Regions from separate parts of the Homo sapiens genome. Here all the other regions are linked to region 3. A link is a contact called in ENCODE Hi-C or POLR2A ChIA-PET data. All regions are on one chromosome and are shown on one strand. Each heading gives the region's core, a stretch centred on a gene start or an enhancer-like site at or near the end of the contact. The rest is flanking DNA. Distances are from core to core; before and after follow the strand shown.

What was found. Hi-C counts contacts between places; a loop is a spot of excess contacts on that map. ChIA-PET counts read pairs that join two places held with the same protein, here RNA polymerase II (POLR2A). Pooled maps may share reads with other maps.
Region 1: a pooled map shows a loop between it and region 3 (2.7-fold over the local background). The contact joins the promoter of SAMD14 here to the enhancer-like site in region 3. A Hi-C loop is called at or near these places in 1 of 37 single-sample maps with no recorded cell type and 2 of 50 pooled maps. POLR2A ChIA-PET finds 5 or more read pairs at or near these places in 3 of 52 experiments (Caco-2, WTC11 and activated naive CD8-positive, alpha-beta T cell).
Region 2: a map with no recorded cell type shows a loop between it and region 3 (4-fold over the local background). The contact joins the promoter of PDK2 here to the enhancer-like site in region 3. A Hi-C loop is called at or near these places in 3 of 168 maps with a recorded cell type or tissue (IMR-90, PC-9 and endothelial cell of umbilical vein), 8 of 37 single-sample maps with no recorded cell type and 12 of 50 pooled maps. POLR2A ChIA-PET finds 5 or more read pairs at or near these places in 6 of 52 experiments (Panc1, T-cell, activated B cell and 3 more).

What each region holds. Positions count from the first base shown.
Region 1 is chr17:50,128,830-50,131,571 of GRCh38, forward strand. It overlaps SAMD14 (sterile alpha motif domain containing 14), which reads right to left and starts at 1,331. Exons shown (of 10, transcript NM_001257359.2): 1 at 688-1,331. RefSeq lists silencers at 1,047-1,106, 1,347-1,426.
Region 2 is chr17:50,093,976-50,096,675 of GRCh38, forward strand. It overlaps PDK2 (pyruvate dehydrogenase kinase 2), which reads left to right and starts at 1,376. Exons shown (of 11, transcript NM_002611.5): 1 at 1,376-1,578. The coding sequence starts at 1,461. LOC124904024 (a long non-coding RNA gene) reads left to right here. Exons shown (of 2, transcript XR_007065837.1): 2 at 367-678. RefSeq lists enhancers at 535-744, 1,776-2,291, 2,292-2,700 and a silencer at 1,125-1,244.
Region 3 is chr17:50,006,171-50,008,870 of GRCh38, forward strand. No RefSeq gene overlaps it. Among named protein-coding and RNA genes, the nearest start is that of DLX3, 12 kb to the left of the region's middle. RefSeq lists an enhancer at 1,613-1,692. Within about 2 kb of position 1,346, at least 3 of the 41 ENCODE cell types and tissues checked have a DNase peak (open chromatin) inside an H3K27ac peak, as active enhancers do.

The DNA.
Region 1 (2,742 bases), core at 81-2,580, 120 kb after region 3:
GCCACGGGAACTGGCACTGGGAACAAGGGCTTCCGCCGCTCTAAGTGACGCCCGAGGGTGGGAGAGAAGGGAGAAGCCCTTCGGGCAGGCGATAGGAAAGGGCCCCTGAAGAGGAGAAAGCGACAGAGAGAAGTGCAACTGGGAGAGGCCGGGAAGAGGTGGATGGGAAAGGAGACTAGCGGTCGGGGAGGCAGTTGTGGAGCCAGAGAGGTGGTCCCCCCTTCCCATATCGCCGGCCGTCCACTGGCCCCAGGCTTGGGGTAGTCCTCAGGAGTCGGGCACCCCCTCAAAGCACTGTTGGAGATGGGGTGAGGTTGGGGACAGGGCACCTACTCCACTCTCAGAGCCCTTCTCCCCAGTCAGAGCCCGGTGGCTAGTTTCTCTCCAAACCATCAGCACAACTCCCCGCCGGGCAAGAAAGAGTTAAGCCCTCTCCCCCTCCCCCCACACCAGCTTTTTATTAATTTCTCCGGGCGTCGGGCGGGAGGGAGGGGATTAGGGCCATAAATCCTATCTCCGCCCCCTCCCCTGACAGCCCGGCACCCCAGCCCCGTGCGGTCCCCCTAGGGATAGGGGAAGAAAGGCCCTTGTCGCTTAGCCCTGCCCAACCCCACTCAGGGTCCCACCGCGGGCCCGAGTGGCCCTAGCCCCAGTTCCCGGTCCACCCCAGGGCGCCCGGCCCCTCACCTCCGGCATCGGTCATCTTCAGCGTCTGGCGCCCCGGGAACCCCTCAGGCCCATGGTGCTCGAGGCGGGGGCCGGGCAGGAGAGGGGTGGGGGGACCGTCACCCCGGCCGCGGGGGGCTCCGGGCGGGCTCGAGCCGCTCCATCCCGGGGGTGGGGGTGAGGTCGGCGGGAAGGGTCCCAGAGCCGGGGGAGATGGAGGGCGGGGGATGTGGGGAGAGGGAACAGGTTCGCTGGAAGCAGGAGGCGCGGGCGGGGCTGGACCAGGAGACCTGACGGGAGGATGCTCCGTGTGTGTGTGCGTGTGCGTGTGCGTGTGTGTGTGTGTGACAGAGAGAGAGAGAGAGAGAAGAGCGAAGAGCGAGCGCCACCTCCCTCCCCGCCCCTGCCGCCCGCCAGGCCTGGCCGGACGCGGGGCCCCCGCCTGGCAGGGCCGATTCGCGCGGCGTCGCGTCGGCAGGGGTCCGCGGGGGTCTCCGGGGAAGGGGCGTCGGGGTGGGGGGCGCGTGGCGGAGAAGCCGGGCGCCCAGGAGACAAAGAGCGGGAGGGAGCGAGGGGGCGGGGGCGGGGGAGGGCGGCGGGGAGGAGGCGGCTGGGGCCGGGGAGCGGAGTTGCAGCTACTTCTCTGCCCGCGGGAGACGCGGCGCACCGGAGTCTGCGCGGGTGGGAGCGGCTCCGGGGCGGTCCCGCCACGGGACCCACGGGGCTTCCGCCTCCTCTGCCGGGTCCATCAGGGCTCCCGATTAGTTCATTCATTCAACAAACGTCCGCCGAGCAGCCGGGGCGCCGAGGCTGGAGGGGACAGCGGTGAACAGAACCCCCGCCCCCTAACTGCGCTCAAGGCCAGTGGGCCAGTCGGGGGCTCAGACGAGTGGGGAGGCCCTCACGAGCCTGGGCGCCATGGGCCCAGCTAACAGAGGGCACTTCTTGCCGGAAGGGAGAGCGCACCCCTGGCCCGGCCTGGGTCCAGGCGGCCGCGGCGGGAGCTGGGCTGGGGGATTCCCAGAGGATGTGATGTGTTGGCTACAACTGCGGGCCAGGGTAGGGAAGTGCCAGGGGGTGTTGGGGGTGGGAGGGCAAGAGGGGAAGATAAATTGAAGCTGGGGAGGTGCAGGGGGCTTGCACTTTATTCTACCAGCCGCCCACCCCGCCGCCCACACACACACACACACACACACACACACGCGCGCGCGCGCACACACACAAAATTAAGAGGAGGGAGGGGCTCAGGTGTGCATTTAGGAAGCACCCTTGGCTCCCCTGGAGACAGGGTTACAGAGGGCACTCTGAAGGCAGGGAGACCCGCTGGAGGCTATTGAGGGCCGGTGGCAGTGGGCATAAAGATTACAGATTAAGCTGAGAGCCCTTCAGGATGCAGGCCTGAAGAAGCTGACACCGAAGAAGCTGACAGGATTTGGGGACCTGCTGGACTAGGAGGTGAGGGAGGAGGGGTCTAGGATGGCTGTGGACCTTGGCTTGAGGCAGGAAGCCCTGGAGCAGGTGGGGGTGGGGACGGATGAGATCAGACTTGGACCCAGTGCGCTGATGGTAGTGGCAGGCCAGCCAGGGAGGCAATGTAGGGATCCACAACCAGCTACCGCACGTCACAGCTTGGCAGGTGCCAGGCGCTCTCAGATCATCTATTGTCACCCTCACAATAAACCCACAAGGTGGGTGTTTCCATTACCCACTGCCTCAGAGAAAACAGAGACTTAGAAGAAGGAAAGTGCTTTGCTCAAGAGCAAGTGGTGAAAGGCCAGGCGCAGTGGCTCACGACTGTAATCCCAGCACTTTGGGAGGCCAAGGTGGGTGGATTACATGAGGTCAGGAGTTCGAGACCAGCCTGGCCAACATGGTGAAACCCTTGTCTCTACTAAAAATACAAAAATTAGTCAGGCATGGTGGCGCTACTCTGGAGGCTGAGGCATGAGAATTGCTTGAACCTGGGAGGTGGAGGTTGGAGTGAGCTGAGATTGTGCCACTGCCTTTCAGCCTGGCCAACAGAGTGAAACTCAAATCTCAAAAAAAAAAAAAAAAAAAAAAAAAAAAAAAAAAAAA
Region 2 (2,700 bases), core at 126-2,625, 88 kb after region 3:
CAAAAAAAAAAAAAAAAAAAAAAAAAATAGCCCATTGAAAGGCTGTGAGCAAGGAAGTAATAAGGTCAGATTTGCAGTTGAGAATGATCCCTGAGTCTCGGTTTTCTTATCTATGAAATGAGGCTAAGAATAATAAAATAGAGAATTAAATGAGATAATGCCTGTAAACAGTGCCTGGCATATAGCTTATTATTCATCCAGCTAAGAGGCCCTTCCATATGTGAAGCTTTGCTCTGTGAGGTCTGTATTACAATCACATTCAGTTATAGCTAATTATTTACTTATGTAGCTATCTCTGAAACTTAGAAATGAAATCATCGAGGAAAAAGGCCATTTCTTGATCCTGTCTGTGTTCCCTGTTCCCAGCATAAAGCCTAACACGTATTAGGCTAATGTCACCGAGCAAAGAAAGCATCAAAGTGGCGGGTCGGGCCCTAAACCCACGATGGGAGATACCACATTCGGCCACAAGAGGGCGCGTCACATTTTCTCCAAGAGAAGCTGGGCCGCTGATGAAGGACGGGCTCCGGGCCTCCCAGAGACACTTCACCTCCTGGGATCTTGCTCTAAGGAAGCCCGGTGCGAAGGAGGTGGCTTTCTCAGGTGGTCGCGCTAGATGTCCAAGGCTTTATGTTCGGTCAGATGAGCTGTATAATAAAATGAAAGTGTTAACTGGCATGGACGATAGCTGCTGCCTCCACCGCCACTAGTAGTGATGGTTTTTACTCTGGATGTTTTTCAGTTGGAAAAGCAAACTCCGCCTTTTCCTGAGCCGCTTGGATCTTTGTGGAAGCGGGTGGGCTGCATATATACAGGACGGATTCGTATAGGCTTGCACCCTGGTTCCGAATTTTGCAAATATTCGCAGTCTGGGTCACTGTCATCCGGACTGGGAATCCCCAAGACCCGTTAAGGGAGGATAGGTAACGATCATGACAGGTGAAACAGGTACCTTTGAGTTGGAGAAAAGGGATTGGTTGAAAGCTACCTAGACAACTCTGGAAAGGAAGGGTTAAAAGGAGCCTGCAGGTGAAGGAGATGCGAGGGGGTAGCAAGGGAAAGGCAGGCGTGGAAGAGGAAGCGAAAGGGCTGGCGGGGCTCTGGGAAGGAAGGGGTTAACCCGGGCTTCGCCCCGCGGAGGAAAGGGAGGAGTGAACACAGGGGAGGTGGGAACTCGGCGCGGCCTCCCCAAAACAACAGGCCGCCCCGGCAAAGCGTGGGTTAAGGGGGCGGGCCCGGGGGAAGCCACGTGCCGGGGCGGAAGGCTATTGGTTCGCCCGGAGTTGTTTGTGAGTGGCCATTGGCGACGTCGAGGCGCCATGACGAGCCGATTGGCTGGGCGTTGGAATGCCCGCCAGGGCAAGGGTAGGGAGGAGGCGGCCGAACCGCGTCGCTGGGCCGAAAGGTGCGCGAGCGCTGCCCGCGCGGGGACCACAACCAAAGTCGCGGCCGCCGCAGCCATGCGCTGGGTGTGGGCGCTGCTGAAGAATGCGTCCCTGGCAGGGGCGCCCAAGTACATAGAGCACTTCAGCAAGTTCTCCCCGTCCCCGCTGTCCATGAAGCAGTTTCTGGACTTCGGTACGGAGTGGGCGGGAGGCGGCTGGCAGCGGAGGCCGGCGGGGCGCTGGGAGGGGCAGCCGGGGGCTAGGGGGACGGAGGAGAAGAAAGGCCCCGAGTGACAGAGAAGGGTTGTTTGGAAAGGTACAGGCAGGAAAGAGTTAATGGGGAAGCAGGAACCGGCCGGGGCCTCTCGACGGGGCTGCTGATGGGAATGGGGGGCATTTACAAGGACGGTCCCGAGGTTTCTTCGTGGGCCTCATGAAGGGTCTTGAAGAGTAAGGGGCAGTGAAGCTGTGATGTTACTGCAGGAAGGGAGTAGGGTGGTATCCAGACGCGAAAGGGTTAATGGGAGTTGTCCTCATGACTGGAGGAGTAGGGGCCCCTCCTCCCACCAGAGGAAACCGGGGGTCTGCTGGTGGGAGTGAGGAGGCAGGGTTTAGAGGTGCAGCCATCTGTAGAGAGACCTGGACTGGGCATGAAGGGTCAGACACCCCTGGGCAGAGGGTGAGATTAAGCCAGGGGCAGTTGGGGAAGGGGGCTCTTTCAGAAGATGCCATTGGGAGACAGTGCCCTGACTGGTAGACATCCACCCACAGAAGGAGCTGGACCCTAGCTGCCCCAGTGGGCAAGGACACTTGAAGATCAAATCTGTTCCGGCCTGGCAGCCTCTCCCCAGCTGGGCAGGGGCCCCAGGCACCGTGATGTGGAGTCAAGCCGCCTATACCTCCCTTGGCTGCCCCAGGGCTGCTAGGTCAGGATCGCCCACTACCAGCAACCTGGGGGTGGCCCTGGGGCAGGAGGGAGGCTGTGCCAACGTGGCAGCTGAAATGGGCATTGTGTGGGCCCTGTCTGTCTATGTGGTATTTCCATGGTGCCAGCTGGGGACTGGGGGTGGGGGGCAGTCTCTCAAGAGTTGAGTTGATAGTGCCTAGCTTGGGTTGCAGCTGCGTCAATGATGGGACGGGAACAGAGAGGTGGCAGCCGAGACATAAGGCACCTGTTCCTCAGGACTTGTCTGCCTGCACCCCTGCCCTGCCTGAGTCTTGAGCCTCCCCCATGTAGGAAAGCCTCCTGGGCCCACCCCTAGCCCCCAGCAGCTGTCCCCACAAACTGCACCCTAATTACAGAAACATCACAGCT
Region 3 (2,700 bases), core at 96-2,595:
AAAACTATAGCTAGCATAATAATGGTAATTGAAAACTTTACCCTTAACATCAGGTCTGAAGCAAGAATGTTCACTCTGACCATTTCTATTATGCTGTGGTTCTAGTCAGTACAATAAGGCAAGAAAAAGAAGTAAAAGGCTTACAGATTGCAAAGGAAGAAGGAAAATTGTCTTTATTTACAAACAACATGATTGGATGTGTAATCTATAAAAAATCTACTGAACTAATAAGTGAGTTTATCAAGGTCACAGGACACTTGGTCAGATATTATATATTTCAATAGACTAGCAAAAAAAAAAAAAAAGGAAATTGAAGATAAAAGAAAATACTACTTAGAATAAAAACAGGGCCGGGTGCGGTGGCTCATGTCTGTAATCCCAGCATTTTGGGAGGCCGAGGCGAGTGGATCACGAGGTCAAGAGATCAAGACCATCCTGGCCAACAAGGTGAAACCCCGTCTCTACTGAATATACAAAAAATTAGCCGGGTGTGGTAGCGGGCGCCTGTAGTCCCAGGTACTCTGGAGGCTGAGGCAGGAGAATGGCATGAACCCGGGAGGCGGAGGTTGCAGTGAACCGAGATCATGCCACTGCACTCCAGCCTGGGCGACAGAGCGAGACTCCATCTCAAACAAACAAACAAAAAACAGAATACACAAGGGGATAAGCTTAAAACATGTATAAACCTTGTCCTCTGAACACTACAAAAAAAATTCTGAGAGATTAACACCTGAATAAGTGTAGAAAGTAGGACAAATGACTCAATATTGTTCAGATGTCAATTGCCCCAAAACTGATCTATAGAGGGACTTTGTAAAAATTATTTTGGTTTTGCAGTCAACTTTAAAAAATGATTCTAAAATCTATTTGAAAAAGTAAATATTAATAAATATCGAAGACAATCTTAACAAGGAGTAAAGAGGGAGGACTTAGCAGATATTAAGACATACCATAAGGCATGGTAATAATGATTGGTTTAAGAACGAATAGAGTAATAGCATATAATCAAGGGTTCAGCCACAGACCCAGGGTGTACTGCAAATCAATGGGAGAGAGGATAGATTGTTTAATAGATACTCAGAGAAAACAAAATTCAGGCTGGGAGTGGTGGCTCATGCCTATAATCCCAGCCTTTTGGGAGGCTGAGGTGGGCAGATCACTTGAGGCCAGGAGTCCAAGATCAGCCTGGCCAACATGGTGAAACCCCATCTCTACTAAAAATACAAAAATTAGCCATGCGTGGTGGCTCACATCTGCCACCCAGTTACTTGGGTGGCTGAGGGAAGAGAATTGCTTGAAGCTGGAAGGCAGAGGTTGCAGTGAGCCGAGATCACACCACTGCACGCCAGCCTGGGCAACAGAGCGAGACTCTGTCTCAAAAACGAAAACAAAAAAGAAGAAGAAAGAAAGAAAACAAAGTTTAGATCCTTACCTAATACGATATACAAAGGTGGACTCCAGATGAATGAAAGTTCTAAATCTGAAAGGTAAAAAGGCCAGGCATGGTGATTCATGCCTGTAATCCCAGCCCTTTGGGAGGCTGAGGTGGGCAGATCACTTGAGGTCAGGAGTTTAAGACTAGCCTGGCCAACATGGTGAAACCCCATTTCTACTAAAAATACAAAAATAAGCTGGGTGTGGTGGTACGTGCCTATAATCCCAGCTACTTGGGAAGCTGAGGTGGGAGAATCACTTGAACCCAGGAGGCAGAGTTTGCAGTGAGCTGAGATCGCACCATTGCACTCCAGCCTGGGCAACAAGAGCTAAAATCCATCTCAGAAAAAAAAAAAAAGGGTGAAAGTATAAAATAGAAGAAAATGCAGTGTCCTGTCTTTGTAATCTAGGGTAGGGAGTGTCTTCAATCTCTAAAGATAAAAAATTGAAAAATTTTATGTTAACATTAAGAGTTTCAATTCAAATAAGGACACCATAGACAAAATGAATAGATGTATACAGAATGAGAAAAGAGGTTCACAATATCTAAAATAAACAGAAGAATATGTAGAAAAATTCAGACTATGTATAAACTCTTGCAATTTAATAAGGAAAAAGATAGCAACCTAATTAAAGGACAAAAGATTCAAACATGCAATTTTCAGGATGTTACCTATATACCCCTGTGTATATAGGAAAAGATGCTCAGATTCACTAGTAATCAGAGAAATGTACATTAAAACACCCATGAGGTAGCCCTTTACAACTGTAAGATTGGTAAAAATTCAAAAACTTATTAGTGTCATGTTGGCTGAAATGTGCATCTGTTTCTGAACTCTCTGATACATACATACCTCATGATCCAGCAGTCTTGCTCCTGGTAGAACCCTCACACAGATCACCAAGGAACATGTATGAAAATGTTCATTGTATGTTACTCATGGTAGCAGGGAGAACGTCCATTCTTGGAGTATGGAGAGGTAAAATGTGGTAGACATACTCCATGGAGTACTTCACCACAGTAACAAAATACAAAACATAGAAACATGGATAGATTTTAGAAATATAGTTCTGAAGGAGAAATGTAAGAATGATATTGCATTCGAATGAATAAATGAAAAATGTATTATGTTTACATAAAATACATGTACATATTTTGCAAGAACACATAAAAACCAAGAAAATACACACTAATTAAATTATTCAGCAAGTATTCATTGAGTGTTTGTCATATGCCAGCCAATGTTCTAAGCTCTTGGCATTCAG